Linked DNA regions of Homo sapiens: region 1 is linked to region 2. Evidence: read pairs that join two places in POLR2A ChIA-PET (ENCODE). Cell type or tissue: MCF 10A. All regions are shown on one strand. Links, peaks and the distances in the headings refer to the core of each region. The heading gives the core; the rest is flanking DNA.

Evidence for each region. Peaks named below come from ENCODE experiments on the same cell type or tissue, not always from the same donor. Only the 100,000 strongest peaks of a DNase experiment are listed, where the experiment ranks them.
Region 1: POLR2A ChIA-PET joins it to region 2 with 5 read pairs; 2 of 35 experiments call an interaction of 5 or more read pairs at or near these places.

What each region holds. Positions count from the first base shown.
Region 1 is chr6:45,954,072-45,967,078 of GRCh38, reverse strand. It overlaps CLIC5 (chloride intracellular channel 5), which reads left to right. Exons shown (of 6, transcript NM_016929.5): 2 at 11,835-11,944. Among named protein-coding and RNA genes, the nearest start is that of CLIC5, 55 kb to the left of the region's middle. RefSeq lists an enhancer at 5,940-6,439. In MCF 10A, for the core only: no CTCF peak of the experiment used is centred there; a DNase peak (open chromatin) is centred at 7,318.
Region 2 is chr6:46,026,293-46,039,299 of GRCh38, reverse strand. It overlaps a transcript of CLIC5 not described here. Among named protein-coding and RNA genes, the nearest start is that of CLIC5, 17 kb to the right of the region's middle. In MCF 10A, for the core only: no CTCF peak of the experiment used is centred there; a DNase peak (open chromatin) is centred at 6,669.

The DNA.
Region 1 (13,007 bases), core at 3,027-11,026, 73 kb after region 2:
GCTGACTAGAGGAAGGTGGCTGGAGAGAACAAATGTGGTTGGGTACATATGGCCTGTGGTTGACCACATGAGAACTTGAGCCCAGTGACTAGGGTTTCTGTACCCGGTCACAGCACACTCTGTCACCCTCAGGGAAGACCCACCTGGCAGAACTTAAGAGTTCTGTGTGGAGATGCAACCATAAAAATATCAGTTGGCACGTGAAGTTCTTGGCATTGTTTATGGCTGCATTGACTTGAGGTTCTTCAGACATCTTGATCCAAAATGGGCTCTCCATGCCCTGAACAACTCAAAATGGTGCACTTCTTTCAGGGCCTGTGCAGGGATGGAAGGTGAAGAAGAACAGTGTAGAAATGGGGTGGGAAGTAGGAGTGGGGCCAGGATGTGAAGGAGTTTCCAGTTTAGGTAAGGAAAAAGGAAACAAAAAGAGGAGGGAGAAACAACGTCCTAAGTGCTACTGTCGGTGGTTGGTCCAGCCCGTCACACATCTCCTGAGCCCAGAGACTCTGATGCTGCAAGTCTACAGTGAGGTCAGGGAGCTCATTTGTTTCTTTGTTTGTTTAACAAGCTCCTTTGGTGATTCTGTTGGACATCTCCCACTGTGGGCACCACTAGGTCAGAAGTTGTCAGTCCTGACTGAACATTAGAATCACCTCGAGAACATTGAGGGAAAAGAATTCTGATGTCTGAGCCCTACCCCCAGACTAATTAAATCAGAATATCTGAGAGTGGGGCTTGGGCATTCCAGTTTTTAAAATGCTTAGTTGTGTGGAATTTTCGAGCTCTAAAAACATACTTTGTTGACATATCATAAACTAGTAATTTTGCAAAAACTTTTTTCATAAGTTCTCAGATGTACATGACCCTAATTAATAAACCTCAGGACTCAGATTTCATTTTAGTGTCATAAGCTTTCAATTTGTTATATTTGAGTTTGGGATTCATGAGTGATTATTGAAGCCAACAGAGAGCTAGGATGACAGATTTTGGGATGTCTCTAAAGTCTTTCCAGCCCAGCTTATCCTATTAAGAGGCTATATTCAAAACTCAACATTCAGACAACCAGAACAGAAGGGCAGATGAGTAATAATTGAGGAATCTCAGCTATGTCAGGATCCCAAACACCAACCTTTGTAGGAGTAGCAGAGCTCAATATCAAGATATCCTTGTTTGGTATGAGGATTATAGGAATTGCAGGCTTATTCCTTAAATATAGGGGGAATGGATTCACGATCAAGAGCTGCCATTAATTTCCATAGCATCTTGGATAACAAATAAGAAAAATGTCAAGAGAGGAAAGCAAAGCTTTTGACAGTGGCCTCATTAAGTGGAAAACATATTTCCTGTATTAGGATGGGGATTCTCCAAGGGAGGCTTAAGTGAGGAGACCTCTTCTTCAAATTATACCAATGTGGAAAGGAGTTCTGTTTATTTGAGGCTATAGATTTGTATTGCTCTTTGGTTTCCTGTGTTTTGGTACATTTCTGAGGTGGAAGAATTCCAGATTTCAACTTTCCTGAACCAAGCATTGAGAGCCTTAATCAGGTCTAAAGAATAGGATGACAGTACCTTAAAGAGCTGTGAAAATGTTTCCGGATGTTGAGAGAACACAAAGGCTTCCAATAAACTTCAATAGAAAACTTCCAGGAATCTGTCCCGGACCTGATCCCTTAGCTTCAACCATCTATATTCCTTGGGTTCCAGCCCTTCTCATCTTTGACTCTTGAACTACTTGAAAAAGGTGTTTGGTTGGAGGGTGTTGCTTTTCACAGAAATTCAATAGTCTTATAGAGAACAGACATGCATGTATCTATCATTGTACCAATAGTTAACCAAACATGAGTCACTTTTCCCTCTCTCCCTTCATAGTAAATGCATGACTGACCTAGTTTAGGAACACTCTCCTCTGGCCAATGAACAATAGCTGTAGTTCTTCATGTATTTTCTTTCTTTGTTGAATTTATTGCTTCATACACAAAACCCTGAACGCTAGGTACTGTTGAACTTTTGTGCCATCAAAGAGAGGTCTATTGACTCTTCATCAAGGCATAATATTTCATAAATAGGGTGTTTAACAAGCTCTTCCTAAATGTTTGCCTTCTGCGGCCATAAAGACAGTAGCTGTAAATGTATAAAGTAAATACTATATGTTTTATACATATTGTCATCCAATTATACAACTCTGCCACCAATTTGAAGATAAGGGGCCTGAAGCTAAGTGTGTATGTGAGTTGCCTGCTGAGTAACAAACCAGCCCAAAACTTAGTGGTTTTAAACAATAACAACATTTATTTTGCTCAAAAACCTGCATTTGGCCAGGACTTGGTTAGAATGGCTAATTTTACTTCACTAGATGTCATTTGGGACAATTCAAAAGCTGGGGGCTGGAATAATCTGAAATCTCATTCATTCTCTTGTCTGGTTGTTGAGGCAATCTGTCATCTGAAAACGTTGCTGAGACTATTAGCTGGAACACTACAGAGAACCTCTTCATGTGCTCTGGGCTTCCTCACAACATGGTGGCTAGGTTCCAGGGGCAAGCATCCCAAAAGAGACAGAGAGAGAGACACAGGCAGAAGCTGTATCACCCCCTATTACCTAATCTCAGAAGTCACACATTGTGTCACTTCTGCCATATTCCATTCATCCAGGCAGTCACAAAAGCCTGCCCTATTTTAAGAAGAAGGGAAATGTGGACTCCACCTCTAGCTGGGGCTGTGGAAAGGTTATGAAGGACATACGGGATTGGAAATAGTGCTGCAGACATTTTTTCTGCTGGTTGGTGTCAGGGGAGGAATTTGAACCCAGGTTTGCATGAGTCTATACAATGCCCTTAATACTGTACCACAGTATTCTGTGAAGCTGAGGACTGAAATCTGCCTCTACTGCAATGGAATTTAGCTGTTAAATATTACACCTGGGCTAGTGAGCAGAAACAGCCAAACTTGGAGGCAGAGAGTGTGGACTTTGGGCTCTCCCAAGGCATGGTGAAGGTTGATAATATTAACATATGAGAACCATTCTTCCTTCCCAAGATTGGTGGAATCACTTGGAAGACATACCAAGGCCATCAGTCTTACATTTCTTGAGTACTTACAGGTTTCTGAGAGTAGATAAATAAAACAAATCACTGAGTCACATTCATGCTAATGGAGCATAGCAACTAGATTATTGGAAGGTCAGATCATTTAGTTTTGAAAAATAGTAATAACAAGGCATATTGTCTGACTTATAAGAAAACCTCAAGTATCTAGTAACTGGCAAGATATTTAATTGAAATGAGGCAAATTCTAGAATAACATATGACATTGCAGTGAGATAGGCTAGGAGGTGGAACCAACAAGGGAGACTTGAGCCAAGCAAGCCTTTCAACATTTTCCCTTGTTTTCTTTCCTTCTCTGACTTTCCTTTCTACTTTTTTTTTTTAAGCTTAGGGTAAGTAGCATGTTTATAGGCCTAGAAGCCAGAGTTATTGCTGACTTGGGAAGGACAGTCATGTTCTCAAGGTAAGTTCTCCAAAGAGCACCAAGCATGGAGGAGAAGAGTGGTGAGCTGAGAGGGCAAATGCCAGAAAAAGGAGGATGTCAGCAAGAAAAATAAGGGGTCCACAGGCAGGCCAGTGCATAATGTGCAGTGCCTACTGCCAAATGAAAATGAGGGACCCTATGCTCCAAAATTATTAAGAATTTCAGGATAGCAACAGCAGAGCATTAAACCAAGTTTAATGGGGCCCCATGCAACTGCACAGACTGCCTGCCTGTTAAGCTGGCTCCTCCCACCTAAGAGGCACCAAGTGGCAAGGGAGGCTGCAGATGGCTGAGCTTTAAGAAGAAAGGATAATCAAAAGTTTTAGCTATAAGACGAATATCAGGTAGGATGAAGACACAAAGGAAAAAAAAAAGAATTGATTAACCCGGAAACAGATTGAAAGACAACAATTTCAGAAGTTGTTAAATAGAAGAAAGGCTGGCAAGAGGTTTAAAAGAAACCCATTCATTTATTCAAATAGCGGGACATGAAATAATAGAAAAGAAGCCATGTAGGAGTAGAAAGAAGGGGCTGGGAGAAGGGACAGTGGTGATGAGTTGGAAAGGGCAGTTCTTTCTCAGAGAGTGTGTGAAGCACAGGAGGGTGAACATACACTCAGTGGCAGATGGACGTAAAGCTCAAGGCAGGCTAAAGGACAGACACCCCAATGGGCCATGAACACAGTGGCACTGTGCAACATACAAAGTTGTAGGCAGCCTTGGGCCCAAAGCCACCATCAGACCAGGCTAGTTATGCATCAAAGGCACCACTGGATCCTGCTCACTTAGAGGCGTAAACCAAGGAGCCCGCTAAGTCTGGAGCCTACAAGTTCTTTTGGGAGGGGACATGTACACAACTATATTCAATTGTTTACAAAACCATCTGGTGAGCTAAGGTGCAGATGACAGCTACTGAATTAATAGGTTACCTGAATCAAGTAAAATATTTAAATATGCCAGGTGTAATGGTTAACTTTATATATCAACTTGGCTGGGCCATAGTGCCCAGATATTGACCAGACATTACTCTGGATGCTTCTGTGAAGGTGCTTTTTTTTTTTTTTTTTTGGATGACATTAACATTTAAATTGGTGAACTTTGAGTAAAGCAGATTGCCCTTTATAGTGTGGGTAGGCCTCATAGAAAAAAAGACTGACCCCCTCCTCTGAAGAAATGGGAATTCTGCCAGCAGGCTGCCTTTGGACTCGAACTGCGGCTCTTCCCCGGGGCTTCAGCCTGCTGGCCTACCCTGCAGATTCTGAACACACCAAGCCTCCACAACTGTGTGAGCCAGTTCCTTAAAATAAATCTCTCTCTCTTCACACCCCAACTGATATGTATTATATATATGTGTATATATATATACACACACATATATATAATATTATGTTATTATAATGTATTATATAAAAATAAGATGTGTATACGTTTCTCCATATATAGTAGATATAACAGGATGTGTGTGTGTGTGTGTGTGTGTGTGTGTGTATGTACATATATGTGTATGTATATATAAATACACACACACACACACATACATGTTGTGCTGGTTCTGTCTCTGGAGAACTCTGACCAATATACCTAGAATTCTTCATATCACATTGCACAGGTAGTGGTCTACATAGAGCTAATTAAGCCCATACATTAAACTTTAGATAAATGTTGAGGATCTCTGTAGCCTCAAATGTATACCTGTTACCTGTTTCTTGAATGAAAAATGCCTGGGTGACCCCAGTGAATTAGGCCTTTTGTGGCTTCTGAGAAAGGAAATGTTGATTTCTTCAAGGGTAGACCTCTCTGTCCTCATGTGGACCACGTACCACCAAGTCCCATCCCTGCTAATTGAAGTCTTGCCAACCAAATTATTGGAAGGATAGACTGTTTGGTATTAAAAAAAAAATAGTCACAACTAGAAATGTTGTCTGACTTACACTAACTAATTAAAAAATGGGCAGCTGGAAATATTATTATAAAGAAAGCTTCTTTGTCTAAACAGTTTAAATGAGCTATTATGTTTAAAGAAAGTCCTTTTCATGTGGCCTTTGCCACTTTGTCACTCTTTTCTAGAGGACAGCAGCCAGTGTGGTCTGCTCAGAACTGAGAGTCAGGAGTTAGAGAGACCTGATTCTGCTATGGGAACCAGCTGTGCTACCATGGGCAATTCATTTAACCTTTCTGGGTCTATTTCTCTACCAGTAAAAAGAAAGAACTGGAGTATAGCATTCCTGAGGTCAGTTACAGCCCTACTGTTGCTTAATTTTTATCTGTACACTTAACAAAATTATTTAATCACTTGAGTCCTCAGGGACAAGTTTCATGGGCGACAGCAACAAAAAGTGGAAATGTGACGTAAGTGGTGACTTAATTATCTTTCTTGAGAAAACTGAGGTTTCTTTCCTAATACTTCATCCAGGACTTAACCTTGCCAGGTTTTTAAAGAAGTCAAAGGTCACAAAAATCTTACATTTTGAAATAACAGACATTTAAGCATCTGATGTAGTCTGGGTCCAATCAGGAGTGAGAAACTACATGGTAGCTTAAACAGGAGAAATTCAACATGAAGTTTTAACTAAGATAAAAGAGTAACCATGACATATAAGGAAACTCTCTATGGTACCCTAGGGCTGAGGGAGAGGAGCCAGGGAAGGACAAACTTAGAAGTGGTTTGGAACCTGGCACAGAAACTCACTGGTTTGATCAGGCCAGAGCTGGTCTGGAGTCGCTGAGCAAGCAATAGCCCACTCCCCAGAGTTCAGGCAGGGAGCAGGCAATCAGCATCGGTACAGCATGCAGCAGGATCTAGGTGTTAGTGGAGAAGAAGGCCTTCAGGACACGTGGGGCTTGCAAAGGGGGTGACCAAGCTGTGTGGACACACTGGCCATAGGCCGGCTGGACATAGGCTTAATGGGGACTTTGGTTTCTGTGTCAAGAGTGCTGGGAAGGTTATTGCCAGGCTGAGGCTATGAGGTGCCAGGGGGGTTGCATGCTGAGCCTATAGCTGGGGTGGCTCCACTGCGTGCCCTCACAGCTACACTGCCCACCCCCAGCCCACACCACAGCCAGCAAGAAAGCCTCTTCCTCCTGCAGTGCCCCTCTAGTTCTCCCTGGTGAGAAAGCCTAACTTTGTGCTCACTTTAAAGGAGAAATGTTTAAAGAAATTCCCCCTGTTCTCACAGAGCATATATTCAAGGGTGCATTGGAGCTGAAAGGCAATAAATTGATAACTGACTCATCTATCAAGCTTCAATGTCATCTGGTCACTTTCTATAATTCCTTCTTGGATCCTCTCTGAATGATTCCTCCCACTTCTGGACTTGGGTACCCGCGAGTGACTTTTGGCCAATTATCAGCTTCCCCTTCATTATCTGGAAACCAAGTATTACATATCTGGTGTGTTCATGGAATGTCTTAAAACAATGGTTCTCCAATGTGGTTCATGGACTTCTGGGGTCGCTAAGAGGCTTTCAGGGGTTTTAAGAGGTCACAACTATTTTTAGAGTTATATCAATATGGTATGCTTCTCTCTCTGGGATTGGTATTTCGTGGGTAAGTTTACTAGTGTTTCAGCACAAATCCAAGCAGTGGTATAAGTGTGACTAGCCAGTCATGCATGTGCAGAAAAAAAAAATAGCCTCAATTATGAATGTCCTTGATGAAGCATTAAAAATTATATAATGTGATTAAATCTCAACCTTTGCATACATGTCTTCTAAACATTCTGGTTGATGAAATGGGAAATGCACATAAGCTCTTTGGCTGCATTCCAAAGTCTGATGGTTGTGGAAGGAAAAGCACTTGTATGATTGAGTTGCCAGCTGAACCAGCTGCCTCCCTCACTAAGCAGTTTTTACCTGAAAGAGCAACTGGCTGACACACCATGCTTACTCAGACTTAATATTTGTCAGTATTTGCTTCAGCCTGGGAGGCAGAAGTTGCAATAAGCTGAGATCGCGCCACTGCACTCCAGCCTGGATGACAGAGCAAGACTCTGTTTCAAAAACAACAACAACAACAACAACAACAACAACAACAAAAGCCCCATATACCCCAACTAAATACCAAGAGATTAAATGTGGAAGCCGACTTCTACTAAGTCAGATGTTAAAGATTTTGTAAAAATATAAAACATTGCCACTTTTACTAAATTTCTTGTTTTTAGAAAATATAGTTATTTTGTGTTAAGATGTTGTGTATGTTAATAGACACATTTATTATAGCATTTTTCTAAATATTTAAATGTTTTTCAGCTTTAACTTACAACACGGTAAATATCAATAACTATCATCCACATAAACAAAACCTTTCTGGGATCCTCAACAATCTTTAAAAGCATAAAAGAGTTCTAAGACTAAAAAGTTTGAGAACCGCGGTCTTAAATAAATCTCCATTTTCCACTTGAATTTACAAAATTGCAGGAAGTTATAGGTGCAGTGGTTGAGGCCAAGAGGAGGTAACTTATCTAAGGTCATTCACATAGTGAAGTAGAGGCAGAGATGGATCTAGAACCACAGTCTCCGGCTAGTGTGCTACATAACTCAGGGTAACCATGTATGTATGTATGTAGTATGTATGTATGTATGTATGTAGTATGTATGCATGTATTTTAGGATGATTTTCAGAATGCCAGTGAGAGAATTTTGAGATCCTCAAGCCACAAAAAGGGAGGGACATCACCCTCCCCTCAGCATGCATCCATTTAAATAGGCACTGAATATAAAGTAAGTTTCAGGTGCCTGTGCTTGTTGCTGCTGAAGACAAAGTAAATAAAACTTCAACTATGTTTTGAGGGAGCCAAGCTCATCATATATGGAGAGAGCTCACATGAAAGGCAATATATAATAGCATATAATATGAAGTATCCAGCATATAACAGATGAAGTGCAATCATACAGCCTATATAATTACATTATGCTACTACTACTGGTATCACCATATGGAATATTATATGTGGCATGATATTTTATAATAAGTTGTTATATACACTGTATCTAGGGAACAGGAAGTACTTTAGGATTATAGCTGGCAATCATGTTCAAAGCAGAATCATGAGCTTGGGAAGTTTGCCATTAGCTGTTTATATATATATATATATATATATATATATATATATATATATATATATATATATAATTGTCTTTTTGACACTTCCCTGATTGCATCAGTTTCCAAGAAATTGCTATACATAGTATAGCTGATAGCAGCAGAAACGGATTCTCTCACAGTTCTGGAGGCCAGAAGTTCAAAATCAAGGTGTGGGCAGAGCCAGGCTCTACTTGTCTCTTCTAGCTTTTGGTGTCTGCCACCAATCCTTGGCGTTCGTTGGCTTGTAGATACATCACTTCAATCATTGCCTTCATCTTCACATGACTTTGTCCTCTGCATGTCTGTGCCGAAATTTCCCTCTTCTTGTAAGGACATCAGTCATGTTTAGAGCCCATTCTAATCCAATATGACCTCATCTTCAAGTTGATTCCACCTGCAAGGACCCTGTTTCCCAATAAGGTCCCATGCACACATTCCAGGGGGACATGAATTTGGGGGAACATGATTCAACCTAGGACACTGTTTTTGTGCCGGTCCCTGGCCCCCAGTGCTCAAAATCTCTCTGGAACAAAGTACACCTGGGTTTTCCCTCACACTTTTCAGGATGTGGGGCCCAACTGAGCCCCACCTGGTTCTTCTCTGTTGATGTTTCAGATGGTCGTCACAGATCACGATATTTAACCCATGAGTTTAACAAACAATTTCTTAGGGCCGCAAGGCTGTTGGGATTTGAAGGGGAATAGAAGAAGCTGAAAGAGGGACACCCAGACAGTGAAAGTAAATGGTAGCATCCTCGCATATTTCTATTGGTCTTTGACAATTTTTGTTTACTAAACCCAGAATCATAGTTTAATACAAGATTAATAAGACATAATGAAAATGTAGGGAGCCATGAAGGATACCATGCCCTATGCTCCTGGCATAGCTGATTGCACACTGACCAGAGGATGTCCATACAATTCAACACCAGCCCTCCCCAGCACCTGGGGAGGACCTGTTACCTGGCTGGACCCTCAGGCTGGCTCCAGGCATGCAGCTCAGAGCACTGGATCTCTAGCCAGACCACCTGCGTTCGTCCTGGTTTCACCACGATGATAACCTTAGGCCAGTTATTTTATCTCTCTGTGCCTCCATTTCCACATTTGTAAAAGCTGAAAATATCCCACTTCACAGGCTTCTCAGGAGAAATAAACAAGTTAATAACATATGTAAATCCTTTAGAACAATGCCTGACAATATAGATATGTTATTATTAACATTATTATTATATGAATTTTTTATGTAGTTGAGAAGTCCACTATTTTGCTAGTTCCTCCTTCAATTCCCTTATCCTCCCACCACCACCACCAGAGGAAAACAGATAACAGTATATGGATCTGGCTTCTGTTTTTGTTTTTGCTTTTTTCTTCAGTTCTCCTCTTGTTACTTCCACCATAACTGGCCCTGGGGAAATTCTTCCTGTGTCGGGATGTCTTAAAGGACCGAGAACCTGGTACCTGTCAAGTGCTTCTTGAGAAGTTCCTAGGGAACGTACATCATAAACTCAAGTTAGCACCAAGCTATTATTAAATTGATAGCCACCTGTCTGAGCATGCTTTATTGGTAACTTTACCTCCGTGGGAAGGTGTAGCGCCCACACTGTACCCTCCTACCTTTCCCATTTTATATAACGGAGTCCGTGCTTTCTCAAGACTCAGGGGTGGGTCTGCTTCCAGCACTGAGGAAAAGTGAGAACTGAATAGGGAGTGGGGCTTTTGGTGTAGTTAAGAGGGAGGTAAAATAACTGTAATTTCATAGCAATTACATGCAGCCAACACTGTCAAAAGTTCCAGTTTTCCATTATAAACCTGAGCCCCTGCTGGGAGCAATTTGCAAGGTAGAAAAAAGCACACAATGAGGTTCTAATGTATGAAAGAAGGCATCGCTGCCTCCCCATCTGAATGCCATAGCAAAACAAACCTCAAGGGAGAAAACAGTGTGTTGAGCTTCGAGAACGCATTTGTTTTCTCCCTTTCTTTTGAAAAAAAAAAAAAAAAAACTCAGTAAGCCCCCATTCCTGGATATTGGTCGGATTGTTTACAGCTTTGTACGAGTCTTCAGTACCCTGGCCCACACAGGCCCTTCCTGTCAGTGGAATGCCCTGCCAGGCCACCTGCGGGGGCCATGGTTTCCAGGGCAGCCAACATCAGAGTCTGGAGCAAATGGGTTATTTCTTCCTCTAAGTATTATGTTGGGGGCCAATAAACCACCCTATGGAAATGAATTCTACAGAGACCAATTCCCCAACCTTTTTTGTTTGTTCATAGGTTTGCTTGAAATTAATTCTTTATGAAATTCAGGGATCTGCAGCCCACTCAGAAGTGCAGTAAAGATGGACTTGCTTTTCAGACCTAAAAAAGCCTACTGTTTTGAGGAAGGGAAATGAAATGACAGAAGCACAGAACACCCAATAATAATTCTGTTATTTTTACATATGTTCCTGTCTTATCCCCAAGCCCACCTACAGAAGGCCATAAGCTCCTTGGAGGAATTCAATTTTCAATCCCCTGGCTAATTTTCTCCAGTGTCTTGCACATAACTGATAGTCAATATGTATTTGTTGAGTAAAAGTGTAACAAATGAATGGATTATTGACAGTGAAGGCCAAGTACTAGCCAGAACTAAGTGGTGTATTGATTAAAGCCTTGAGCTTCCTGATTAGCCTCCATATAGGGAGATGGGATCAAAGTCTGAGATATTTATATTCATGACATCCAAGGACTGAGGGGTGGGGGAGGGTAAACTACAGAGGAACATATTTTGGCTAGGTAGCCGAAGGAAAGCATTTCTAATTGTTAGAGCAATCCTCAGAATGAACTGCTTTGAGAGATATTAATACAACTGACTGGTCAGTGGAGATATTCAAGCAGAAACTAGATGATTACTTGGGGGTGTAGATGTTGGCATTCCAATATCATTTGTGTCAGACTAAGTGATGTTGCAGGTCTATTTTTACCCCAAGGGTTCTATGATTTCATAAAGTTATGATTCTGCATAATCATCAAGTTCAATTCAGCAAGTATTTATTGAGCCCTTACATGCTGCCAGGCATTGCCCTGCGTGGACATTAAGGCAAAAACTAATAATATCAGGCTACCGCCCTTTGAAGTTGCTGGGACATGGTTTTAGTAAGGTCTCCTCAGACCTGCATTTGGGTGTTACAATCTTATGTTCCCCTTGCTAATTGCACCTGCCCACTCAGGACACTGGTTCTCTTCTTTCCAGGCTGGAATCGATGGAGAAAGCATCGGCAACTGTCCTTTCTCTCAGCGCCTCTTCATGATCCTCTGGCTGAAAGGAGTCGTGTTCAATGTCACCACTGTGGATCTGAAAAGGTAACGTACGTTGCATAAATGAGGAGTATGTTTAGCTGCATGAACAGAGAACCTTCCATGAAGGAGGGCAAAAGCCTTCCGTGGCTCCCAGCAGCCCCCTGCTCACACGTCATTGTCCAGAACTGTGTCTCAGGATCCAGTCTTAGCTACAAGAGAGTCTGCAAAGGCAAGTATTTCACTTGGTGCCCAGCACTTCACTGACCCGATTAGCAAGTTACGATTAGCAAAGAAGAAGCAAGGAATGGACAATGGCATTGCAACTAAGTTTCTGGTGCACATATGGGCACAGACATCTAAAAACATAGGATTAGTCATTTCAGTAGTACTAAGGCCATCATCCGTGGGACCCTAGCAGGACTTCAGGTGTGAGAGTCTGAGTCTTCAGAGAGTTGTGATCTAGACCCTTTCCCATGCTATGTTCCCAGCTTTAGAAGTCCTCAGTGTGACAGTTCTAGATTACAGGCTTGGACGAAAAGCAACTACTGTTCTGTTTTTAGAGTGCAGTTTAATGACTTACAAACACCAGGAGCCACACTCTTTTCACTCCTACAGAATGTATTCTGTTTCCTGTCTTCTACCTGTTGTTTAAATGTGGAACAGCTCGAGGCTCACCCCATAAGTGTTCATCTTCTGCCTCTACCTTCATCCCTGGTGAGCTTGGCATATTCTCCTTGTTATCTTTATGTGAATTGTTCTACACCCAGAGCCCTGCTATCATCTAGATAGTTTCACTTGGATGTTCTCTTATCATGTATGTCTAACATTGCATACATCAATTTGTATCCTTTTCCTCTGAGTTGAGCTCTTCTTGAACTCCTTTTTTCTTCTATTTTCTTTTCTTTCTTTTTTTTTTTTTTTTTTTGAGACAGAGTCTCACTCTGTTGCTCAGGCTGGAGTGCAGTGGTACGATCTTAGCTCACTGCAACCTCTGCCTCCTGGGTTTAAGCAATTCTCTGCCTCAGCCTCCCGAGTAGCTGGGATTACAGAAACATGCCACCATGACAGGCTAATTTTTGTATTTTTAGTAGAGACGGGGTTTCACCATCTTGGCCAGGCTGGTCTT
Region 2 (13,007 bases), core at 1,953-9,952:
ATGTTTTGGTAATTGTCACATATTTTAAAATCCAGAAGGTAAATACCAATCCCTTTAGAAAAAATAAATTTAGTATATTTTCCCTCATGTTATTCTGGAAGAATCTTAAAATCAGTGTTTCAGATTTTATAGAATATACTATGGAGATTTTAATTATTATTGTAAGAACAGAGAGTTTTGTTATCTTCAGAATATTTGGCTTTCTATGCATGAATGAGTTATAATTCTTCATTTATAAATAGTATTCTTTTATTCCTATAAGATTGTATCCTTTTAAAATAAGTTTCTTATTGAGAGCTAAATTCTTATGTATGCATTTAATGATATTCTTATCTCCATAGTACATAGATGTTACATCATCATAAGTTATTCATCACCTTAATACCAGGATACAAGTAATTTTAGTGAATTTATCTTTTCCCAACTCATCTGCTTTTGCTCTAACTACAACATCTAGGAAGATAAATAGTTCAGATGCTGTAGCAATTTTCTCTGTTACTTGAAAACAATATCTAAATTAGTATAAACTAGGAAATCTTCTGAAAGCCATAATGTTTCAGAAAGGCATGTCCCCAGATGAACCAATCTGGGAAAGAGAGTGCTAGAGAGAATCTCCAGACACGTGGGTTTTCATTAATGTAGATTAAGTCTGGCTGAGCCCACTAGAACTGACTGAATTTTTCTAAAACTGTTGACATGAAGTAGGGTTTTTATGCCAGTAAACTTCCCTTTCTTAAGTTCTCTCCTTTTCTTTTTCACTCTCATTTCCATTGTTCATGGCTCTTACATGTTGACTTTAGCAGAGTAACAGTGAAGAATGGTGTAAGCTGGAAAATCATCCAAGAGAAGGGCCTCTGGGAAGTCAACCTAATGCAGGCCTGGGTTGTCCCCTTTCTCCCAAGGACAGAGCACAACTAAGGGGATCATGGGGCATGAGGACCCACCTGGGTGGGAAGCACCTCTCTGAAAGGCAGGGCCATTCAGTCTAAAGCCTAGATTTTGTAGTTAGAGTTCAAAATCCATTCATTTATACAACAAATATTATTCAGCCATGCAGTCTGCTAACTGACTGGACAAAACATCTATCTGTGCTTCATTTTTTTTTCATTTATGAAAGTGAAAGGAAAAAATGAAGGCATAGGATCAAGTGAGCTCCTGGGTCCCTTCTACTTGAGAATTAGTATATCTAATACTGAAGAATAGCTACCAGAGGGACTGGGCCAATGAGCTCTACCAGATAATAAGCCAGTATTAGTGAGTCCTATGAATACAAAAAGTCCCACTGAGGCCAATCCCAGGCTCTATCTGAAGGCCTAGGTCTCATCCTCTTTCCCTGAGGCTTATTGTCACTTGCCTAATCTTCTCAATGTAATTGTATTATCTTCCACCCACACAGCAAAATGTCTTTTGGTGAATCCCTACCTGTAACCAAATACCAATCCTTCCTGTGATTCTGTAGTTATTCAGCCCCCTTGTACCTTCAGTTAGCCCGCAATTACCACTTCCCTGGTGCACACCCAAGATAGGTAAGGAATGAATGAATATTCATCCTTGGGCAAATCATCTAACTTCTCCAATTCATGGTTTCCTTATCAATGAATAGTGCTACTGATACTTAATTGGAATTATTGTCCTCAGCATTAAATGACACCTGATTCAAAATAGGGTGCCCAACACATAAAAATTTTACCCATATTATCTTACTTCATACCCAAATAATTCTGTAAGATAATTAGGACAGGTGATATTGCCATCATCTTGGGGCAAAAGGAAATCAGGAAGTTTAAGTGACATGTATCAAGTTTCAAGGTAACTTGGTTCAGCAAACCAAGGAAGCTCTCTGACATTGGTGCCATTCTTTAGGTGATCCATTCACTTATTTATTTATTCATTCCTTTGTTCTTCCATTAATTTATTACTGAGCATAGTCTTTTGGCCCCCTCTCTCAGCCCTTTCCACCCAACAATACAACTGAAGCAATCTGCTCCTTCAAGCTGACTGAGCATGCCATTCAGTGGATAAATTGTGACCAAAAGATTGTAATTTTGATTTTGGAACCAAATCAAGGTTTGGACACAGATATACAAAAGAGCTCTTTAGCATGTTGTAAGTAAAGGGGGAAAAATGAATAATCATTCACCGGCCAGAATGACAGTGATGTCCTTCTTATGATGAAGGTCCTTGGATATGCATGAAGGAAGCAAAAGAAATGACACATGGCATCTGTATGAAAAATATGAAGACCTTTGGTTGAATATGGGTTGTTAAACTAAGGATGAAAAAAAAATGGGGGAAGGTATTTTTTTCTTGCTTGTTCTTCTGGAAGAATCTCAAAATTGGTGTTTCAACTTTTATAGACTATACTAAGGAGACTTTAATTATCTTATTTTAAATTTTTAAGTAAGGAGATAGAGAATTTGGAGTGCAGTGATTCTTAAGAACAAGACTTCCCTTATTATTTTTGAAACAAGCTATCACAATTCTTATACTACAAAACATATAAAGTATGGAAACTACAAACCCTTTGGAATCTACCAGCAAAACATTTGATACTATAAAATGCCACTGAATTCATTCAATAGGTATTCATTATTCCACAAATACTGAGCACATTTCCAGCACTATGTATACACTGTGAATAAATACAAATAACTGTAAGATGTGGTCCTATTCTCAAAGACTTTGCAGTCGGCCTGGCGCAGTGGCTCACGCCTGTAATCCCAGCACTTTGGGAGGCCGAGGCAGGCGGAACACGAGGTCAGGAGAAGGAGACCATTCTGGCTAACATGGTGAAACCCCGTCTCTACTGAAAATACAAAAAATTAGCTGGGCGTGGTGGCAGGCGCCTGTAGTCCCAGCTACTCGGGAGGCTGAGGCAGGAGAATGGTGTGAACCTGGGAGGCAGAGCTTGCAGTGAACCGAGACCGCGCCAACTGCACTCCAGCCTGGGCGGCAGAATGAGACTCCGTCTCAAAAAAAAAAAAAAAAAAAAAGACCTTGCAGTCTAGGTGGGGAGACAAGACAAGAATGAAAGGAAAACTAATAATAAAACACAATTTGGGATTAAACAAAAGGGGTAAAATAAATAAACTGCCAAATAATAAATAGTTGCCAAATGAAACAATAGGAGCGATCCTGAGTTTGAAAGATCGTTAAGAGAAGGCCTCCAAGCAAGGTGGGATTTGAGAATTTGAGCACAAGTAAGGTGCAGGGGAGGCCCTTTGGGTGGGGAGGAGTCATTAAAAACCAACTCTGGGCAGGGCATGCTTGCTCACGCCTGTAATCCCAGCACTTTGGGAGGCCGAGGCAGGCAGATCACAAGGTGAAGAGATTGAGACCATCCTGGCCAACATGGTGAAACCCCATCTCTACTAAAAATACAAAAAAATTAGCTGGGTGTGGTGGCACGCACCTGTAGTCCCAGCTACTTGGGAGGCTGAGGCAGGAGAATCAGTTGAACCTAGGAGGCAGAGGTTGCAGTGAGCTGAGATCGCACCACTGCACTCCAGCCTGGTGACAGAGGGAGAATCCATCTTAAAAAAAAAAAGAAAATAAAAGAAAAAAGAAAACCACCAGCTCTGGCTGCAACACAGCCCTGGGTCTGCTCAGTGTCCCAGTCAAACTATTGTCCTTTAGAGTAAGTTGAGCAATTGTACAAATCATTAATTACTCAGCCCAAATGACCAAAGTGAGAGCCCAGAGGAGATGCAGACTGTGTGCAGTTTTGATGTGAGTCTCTGTTAGATTTTCAGACACAATTCTGCAAGATTCAATATCCAGAGGCAAACAAACCAACACAACAGTAGAGATGGAGCCAGTGATAGGGAAGTTCAGGCAGAGTTATGTGTTTAAAAGGCATTGAGGCATCGGACAATAGCCAGGGAGTCATTAAACAATATATTTGTTTAAACAATACACCCTGAAACAAATGACTCACCTTGTTATTTAGTCAAAAAGCTATTTACTGAAAGAAAAATAGTTTCTGCTCTCTTAGTTTCTTTTTTCTTCCTCTAATATTACTCAGTGGCTTGAAAACTTCTGCTATCTTCTAAGAAAGACAATATAAAACAGTGGCTATACAGAGGCAGGAAGCCTGAGTTCCTGGCCTGGTTTTGCCATTGATACTTTGAAACTTGAGACATGTCACTTAAACTTCCCGATCTCCTTTTTCCCCAAGATGATGGCAATATCACCTATCCTAGTTATCTTACTGAATTATTTGGATATAAAGTAAGATAATATGGGTAAAACTTTTTAATGTGTCAGGCACCTATTTTGAATCAGGTGCCATTTAATGCTGAGGACAATAATTCCAATGAAGTATTAGTAGCTCTATTTACAGATAAGGAAACTATGAATTGGAGAAGTGACTTGCCCAAGGCCATACAGCTATTACGGTCCCACTTCTCCGAACCTTAGTAGTCACCCTTCTCTATAATGCCCAAATGACATAGTTTGAGTCCGTGCCCTACATGCCTGCTCTAGCCTCTGTCAGCTGGAGGCTCCTTTTGCTATAAGAAGTTTTGAGATATGAAGTTGAAAGAGCACAGTGCTTGAGCTGGGATGTTGCCAGTCTGTGTCAAGCTTACACGGAACTGTCCAATGAAGCTAAGGCAGAAAGAGATGGGCTGAGGGGATTTGACAGAGTGCCCAAAGCTTGAGCTACCACCACTTTTTCCTTTTTTAATTTTTTTTAAAGAGACAGGGTCTTGTTCTGTCACCTAAGCTGGAGTGCAATGGTGCAATCATAGCTCACTGCAGACTTGAACTCCTGGGCTCAAGCAATCCTGCCCCCTCAGCCTCCCAAAGTGCTGAGGTTACAGGCATAAGCCACAGCACCAGTTTACCTTTCATTCTTAAATACAGTATGTTAAACATCTCAGCCTGAAGCACCCATATTGAGATTATTTCCCAGCTCAGGGATACCCGAATGGTGGGTTTTGCCTTCCATCTCCAAGATTATAAAGGCTTTCTAATAAGCAGCTTGTCTCCACTTTGGTGCAAGTTAGAATTACCTGGGGAACTTTCAAGATAGTCCTGGTGTCCAGGCCACATGCCAGACCAATGAAATCAGAATATATGGTGATGGGAGATGGAAATAAATACTTCAGTAGCTCCCACATGCAGCCAAGTAAGAGAACCATTGATTCCATAAAACAAAGAAAGGGTCTCCCCACGGCAAATTTGAACTTCTGGTATTTTAAGATCCAGACACTGGTAACAGGAAGAAGCTACTCTGGCATCATTTCCAATAGTAGCTTTGTGTTTGTTTTGTTTATGTTATACTAACATGTGGCAAGTTCCTGGGTTTTACCCTAGGTCTTCTTATTCTAAGCCACCATTGTTGCCTTTAAAAAATAATAACCTCTTGTATTAACATAGCATTTTTTGGCCATCTACTCTGCTTACTCTTAAAACCAGTCTCTAGATGTCATTTAAGAGTCAAATGTTGATTTTTAAAAATTGATTCTTATTTAATAGAGATATATTGAAGGTTATCAGTCAAGTCAGCACAGGAGAGACAATGCAGGAAAGACTCTCCCAAATACAAAGATAAATCTAGAGATAAATTCCTCTATGAATAGAAACTTAGTTTAACAAAGTGATGTTAATTCCCCCACCCTTTGGTGTTTCTTCTCTCTGCTCTGTCCAGGGTCTCTGTGAAGCTCTCAGAATGAGGAAGGGCTGGCAGGTCTTCCCATGTGTGGGCCCATTAGGTGGCAAGGCTATGGAGACCTGCAGAATGGTATCCAGCCCCCAAACTCTCTTCTGTTCACTTTTGCTGCAGTGTCTTCAGTGGGCATGAGCCCACGGAGGTTATCAAAAGTATAGATTTGATGAATTCTGGATATATGACCAAATGAGCTATTACAAGAATAGTTTACAAGTCAGCTCTGACTGCCCAAATGCCTGACACAGGAAACCATTTTTACAAATACATATGTTTTCTTATAATACTTTAATAAAGAAAATAAGTCTGCATACATCTTAAAAAAAAAAAAACTATAGATTTGGCCGGGTGTGGTGGCTCATGCCTGTAATCCCAGCACTTTGGGAGGCCGAGGCGGGCGGATCATGAGGTCAGGAGTTCGAGACTATCCTGGCCAATATGGTGAAACCCTGTCGGTACTAAAAACACAAAAATTAGCTGGGCGTGGTGGCACATGCCTGTAGTCCCAGGTACTCAGGAGGCTGAGGCAGGAGAATTGCTTGAACCCGGGAGGCGGAGTTTGCAGTGAGCTAAGATCACGCCACTGCACTCCAGCCTGGGTGGCAGAGCAAGACTCCATCTCAAAAAAAAAAAAAAAAAAAAAAAAATGTAGATTTCCAGGCCCTACCCTTAGATTCAATATTTGTGAGAGGAGCTCAGAGAAATCCATTTTTAAGAAGCTCCCTAAGTGATTCTGCTACAGATTGTCCTTGGAAACTGCTTCCTCTGCTCCCCTCACATGGAAATCAGGCTTTTGTGTTATGTAATGTATTCTCTGAGAGTTGCTTTTAAGATGCAGGTGTGACCAGCCCGAGTAGCTCACTAAGTTCCTCTCGGCTTTGGCAGACTTAAGAATAAGGGCACGAAGAGGATTTCAATATGTGTTTATGGAATGAATGAAAAGAGGTTTCTGAATCCAGGGATGAGTCTGTAGATGAGGAAATTCACTTCCCAAAGATAAACGTGGTTGACTTCATATGGGGGGTTGGAGGCAGCACACATAGCCTGAGGGATTCTGTGTGGGTTGGGCAGAGTCCAGCATGCTGGCATGCCTTGGCCTTTCCCCAACACTTAATTAGAACTAACACCTAACTTCTTGTGAAAAAAGGAGAAAGTCAGATGATATAAAAATGCATAAAGTAAAAGCTGAAAAGTTCTCCCTCCCCAATCTTACTATCCTGAAATAACCACTTGATACGGTTTGGATTCGTGTCACCACCCAAATCTCATGAACTGCAATTCCCATTGTTGGAGGAGGAAGCTGATCAGAGGTGATTGGATCATGGGGGTGGACTTCCCCTTTTTTGTTCCCATGATAGTGAGTGAGTTCTCATCAGATCTGGTTGTTTAAAAGTGTGTAGCACCTCCCCTTTCTCTCTCTTCCTCCTGCTATAGCCATGTAAGCCATGCCTCCTTTCTCTTCCACCATGATTGTAAGTTTCCTGAGGCCTTCTCAGCCATGCTTCCTGTACAGCCTATGGAACTGAGTCAATTAAATCTCTTTTCTTTGTAAATTACTCAGTCTCATATAGTTCTTGATAGCAGTCCAAGAATGGACTAATACACCACTATTTACAATTTAGTATCTAGCCTTCCAGGAAATATATATGTACACATATATATATATTTGTTGTGTGTGTGTGTGTGTGTATATATATATATATGTTGTGTACATATATATGTTGTATATATATATGTGTGTATATATATATGTTATATATATATGTGTATATATATATTTTACAAAGATGAAATGACTATATGCACTCTTTCATAGTTTGATTTTTTTTTCACTTAACAACATATCAAGGGCTTCTTTTCATGTCATTCCATATTTTTTTATGATATCCTTTCTTATATGGATGCACCAAAATGTACCCCATTGATCTCCTACTAAAAGGACATTTAGTTTGGTACATACATCCTTTGCTCACTTAAGAGTTTCCTATCAGTGGACCTCTTGACCATTATAAGGCCCAAATTTGTCTTCAACTTGAATAGATAATAGGCCCACCAAAAATATTGTACCAATATACACTTCCTACCCACATTGCAGACTTACCCACAATTTTTATTACAAATCTTTTGAACATTTTACCAATTGAATAAATGAGAAAATCTCTTCCTGGTGCAACTTGATTTTCTTAGCTTAGTAGGATGCCTTTTCATATATTTATTTATCCCTGCATTCCTTTTTCAATGAACTAAGTGTTCACATCTTTTACTGAGAGTCAAGGCTCACCTTGTTGTTTTCATATATTGTATTTTATTATTTTCATTATGGCACCCGTTGGCACACAGCAAATAATCATGTACTGAAGACAGCATATTCTGCAGAAAGGATGAGGGGCAAGGGATCCAGCAACTTACTATTTTAAATGCACTGCTTATATTATTTAGTACATAAGAACTTCAAGAACTGGAGCAACATCTCATATTCTGCAAAACACAGTGATGGGAATAAAATAGGATCTTAATAAATATTTGTTGAATAAAATGAGTAAATGTAGACAGAGACTGATATAGACATATACTATGTGCCTGCATCTGTGCTAGGTACAGGGAAACAGTACTTAGCACATAAGAAACACAATTTCTTCTTTTTAAAACATGATGGTTTGTTAGGGCTTCAGATGTTTAAAATGAGAATTTCGCTGCAAGAAGTGATGAATAGAGGGATGATTAGATGTCTCCTGTACTTGAAGATCTTAGTTCTAAAAGGCAACAGATACATAAACAAATAATTTCCATGTAATAGAGCAAGAGTAGAGGTTTGCACAGGGTGCTGTGGGAGCATGAGTTTTAAGGATGATGACAACTTAGGTGGATGAGGAAACATGAAGAAAGTATTTCAAGCAACATGAGCAAAGGCATGGAGGTTTGGAACAGCAAGGTGTGCATGTAGGAAATCAAGCCATTTTAGGGTTTCCCAGAATCTATAGAGCCTGAAGGCACAGGAGGTCAGGTGGACTGATGGGAAGAACACAGGGAGCAGGTCCCAACCTAGTACATCATTCTGGGGAGTGCAGTCCATGCCGAGCCACTAAAGGGTTTTGAGCAAGGGCGGGGTGTGACCTGACACAAATTGTAGATGGCATGTCCTGGCTACCAAGAGAAGGATGGATTTGAGGGATGAAATGGGTGGCCAAGAAAGAGAGAAAGCAAAAGAGCAGTTAGGAAGGTTCTATGTTTATTCAGAAATAAGGTGATGAGGCTGCAGTAATGAGGATGAAGGGTAGAGAGATCTCAGAGTAGACACTTGGTGGCTAATTGGACTTGAGATGATGGAAGGATTAAACAAAAATATGGGCTTGGTTTCTGGTTTTAGTGATAGGATCTATGACAATGTCACTCACTGGTAAAGAAAATGCGGGATATGGACAGGATTTGGGGAAGAAATTGGTAGTGCACTATCTTGGAAATACTAACCTTGAGAAAACTAGGACACTCAAGGGAGGTTCTCGGCAGACATTTATATATACGTATGAGGCTCTCAAGGAGGTTACAAAGGCTAAAAGTTAAAATTGGAGAATGAATGAATTCAGGAGGGGACTGGATTTCAAGGCAGGGACCTTCATGAGCCTCCCCTATAACTCACTTATAGCCAGGCATAACTCCCAGGGTAACTTCATTTCCCTTTGAGGGCCCATCACAACTGCAGATCTGGAATGAATTCTGGTCTGGACTCTTGAAGCCCTTTTAATCCCTAACAGGAGCAGGGGAAGCTCATCAGTGCAATTCTTTACTGTTGAATGGGAGCGAACTACTTGTTGATCAGTTGTTAAACTTTCCTTCCCCAGAAAGATGTCAATTCTGCAGCCCAACAGTAGTTTGCTTGTGGTGAATGGAAAATTGAGGTTCACTGGTGTGGGCTGCACTGTCAAAGCCAAGGATACACTTTTTTTTTTGTAAGAAGATGGGCTCCCCTAAGAAACAAGGTTGGGAAGAGGGCCTCTTTCAGTCCTCACCTTTTACTATGTCATCATGAATTAGTTTCTTGTTAAACATTTGTCAGTTTCAATGACCCACAGCCAGGTTTTAGGAGAGACAACATATAGGATAAGGCATAAAGGTACATTGGAGAGTCACAGAGGCTAGTCCTGGCTCTTCCACTTTCTAGTTCAGGGAACTTGGGCAAGTCACTTTACTTCTCTGTGTCTGTTTTCTGATCTTGTTGAAATGGGGATAATAAGAAAAATGTCTGTTCTTCTACCTCTCAGGACTGCTGTTATGATAAGATAATAATTTCGGAAATCCCATGCAAATATTATTATGGTTTGAAGATGCCTGGCTGAGAGCCTGAACTTAGAAAGCCTCAGTAAACAGCCGTTAAGTGAACTGTGCCATGAAAAACACTCATTCCCTTGCCCATTTATTCAACAACTGCTTGTTAAGTGTCTGCTCTGTGTAAGGCACTGTGCTCATTGCTAGGGATATAAGGAAAGAACAGACTCCATGAAAGGCATGGAAGAACCGTAAATGTATATTACTAAGTTAAAGAATTCAGTCTGAAAAAGGTTCATTCTGTAGGATTTCAACTACATGACATTCTGGGAAAGCGAAACTATGGAGACAGTAAAAGATCAGTGGTTTCCAGGGGTTAGTGGGGGTGGGGGAGGAATGAATAGGCAGGGCACAGAGGATATTTAGGGCGGTGAAAATACTCCATAGGATACTATAATGATAGACACATGTTATTATAAATTTGTCCAAAACTATGGAATGTATAATACCAAGAGTAAATGTAAACTATCTAATGAAACTATGGACTTTGGGTGACTATGATGTGCCTATGTAGGTTTGTCAGTTGTAACAAATGTACCACTCTGGTGATGAATGTTGATAATGGGGGAGGCTGTGCATGTGTGGAGGCAGGGTGTACATGGGAAATCTATACCTTCAGTTCAATTTTGCTGTGAACTAAAACTGTTATAAAAACAAAGTCTAATAGAGAGAGAGGGAGAGAAAATAGATCATACATGGCTTAGAAGCACCTATAACCTATAACTTACTGGAAGAGAAAGGAATGTAAACAGATTTTCAAATACTGATAAATGGGAGGTATAATCATGCATGTACAGTATTAGTTAGCTTTTCATATTACAATATTTTATCTTCATTTGTGACCAATGCATGCAGAGGGTCAGTACTGTTCATTGTTCAGACAGGACCCCCTTATTTTTTATTCACTGCAGGCAAATGGCCACCCAGTGGTGAATGACTCCAACCACCTGGGACTTCCCGAGAAGGGATGAGTGATGCTGTATGGTCAGCATTCACATGGCCAGGCATGCAGCATCTCTATGACCAGCTGGAAAGGAGCAGAGGAGGCATTGGTGTTGACTGGTGAACTCAATCAGACCACTTTGGCATGGCTGTTTTGCATCCTTCTGCCTTTTAATTTGTTGACTTCCCACAAGGAGACAGTGCTTATGAGTAAGGCAGAGCTTAGGTCAGCAGTTTGACTCTTTCCACATTAATGTTGGGAGGCTTCATGAAGGGCATTAAGTCTTGTGTCCATTGATGCAGTGACTTTGCGCTGTGTTAATGGGGGATAAACGACTGAGTCTATATTCTGCTTTATTCATCCTGGGACTTAATTTTATCAGAGAGAAAAAATAACAATGATTCCATTTACGAGGTGACAAAAGAGCAAGGTAAAAAAGAATTAATTTCAATGTAATGGAATGAACTTCAATGCAATTTTTTTAAAAAGCATAAAATCACTTAGCTAAAATATCAGCCTTTGGGAGAGGTTTCTCCCATCCTCCACAAGTCCTGGCCTTCTGTAGTTGCTGCCAATGAGCAAAACCAAGTGTGAGGAATTTTGAGATAAAAAATTTATATTGCAAAGGTGTCTTAGAATAATATTTATCTTTTATACACAGGAGTGCATTGCTAACTTTTGCAAAGGCATTTAATTGAAGAAATTATGAATAATTACAGAGAAATACAAAAATCGTTTCTTCTAAGTAAGTTTCTGCAAACTCAACATATATTCAGTGGAGCCATCATTATTGGTTATGCTGGAACTCTTTCACTGAATGAAAACTTCTGGGCAGATTTTCTCCAACGATGTATTGAAACTACAAAGGTTGAATAATATAATTACATAGGAAAAGGTGAAAATGTGATCCCACAGTGTAGACCCCATAGGGATATAATGGGGGAATTCAAGCTTGTACTTCAGCTCCTCCAGCATAAAATGCTTTGTCCCACCTAAGGGCCATCATACATGCTGTTCCCATCTCTCTTCCCTTCAGTCTTCAAATGAACAGCTCCTTTTCATCTTTCAGGTCTGGGCTTAAATGTCATCACTTCAGAGAGGCCTTCCCAGTGGAACTCTGTGCAGGAGGCTTCCTCACCCCCTTCACTGTGATTCTCTACCCAGATTCCTTTGTTAGCTTTGATCATAATTTAATATTGTACATCTATTTGTTTGCTTATGTGTTTGTTCTGTCTCCCACAATGGATTGCAAGACCCACCAGGCACAGGATGTTCACAACTGTTTTATTCCCTAAGGTATATTCAATGTCTCTCGGAGCACCTAAGATATAAATAGGTGGTCAGTAGATAAATTCATGTGAAAATGATAATTATGGCAATTGCCATCTCAGTGGAATCACAAATGAGATTACTATCTCATTTGTGAGGCAGTTGGTGCTATCTCATCTTCTGGTTATCTCGTCTTCTGGTTATTCAAACTTAGACAAGGAGCATCTTTTCTCAATGCTGTTAGCTTTATTTCAATTGTATTTTCCTAAAAGCATATTGTGTCTACTTAGCTGGAAATGGGGTGAGGGGTGGGAGCACCCCACATGCATTTTGAGCACTATGATCTCCTTGTGAGCAAGGCCTGGGTCTTACTCATAAATTTATCCCCAGCATTGAGTACAACATCTGGCACAGAACAGCTGCCCAGGAAGTGTTTGTTGAATTTAATGAAATTGAGATATTTGAAGAACTTTCTGCCTTCTCCTTGGAAGAAGGAAATTGAAGCAATTAAAATAATGCTCTCTGATTTTCTGTCAACCAAGTTTTATGGGGATAGGAGTAATCTTCCTGGCAGATCATAAAAGATTGCACAGTTGAGTAAAGTACATGACAAAAACGGAATCAAAGCTACCTTCCTGAATATAGATTAAAGAGAACTACTTATTATAGTGCTACAGAAATGAATTTCCTCTGTGTCTGCCTCACTAGGACCAGAAAATGTTTTATTCTATTTCTTTGAGATTCTAAATTGGAGAGCGATGCATATATAAGGATGTATATGGAAACAGAAAACAGCTTAAA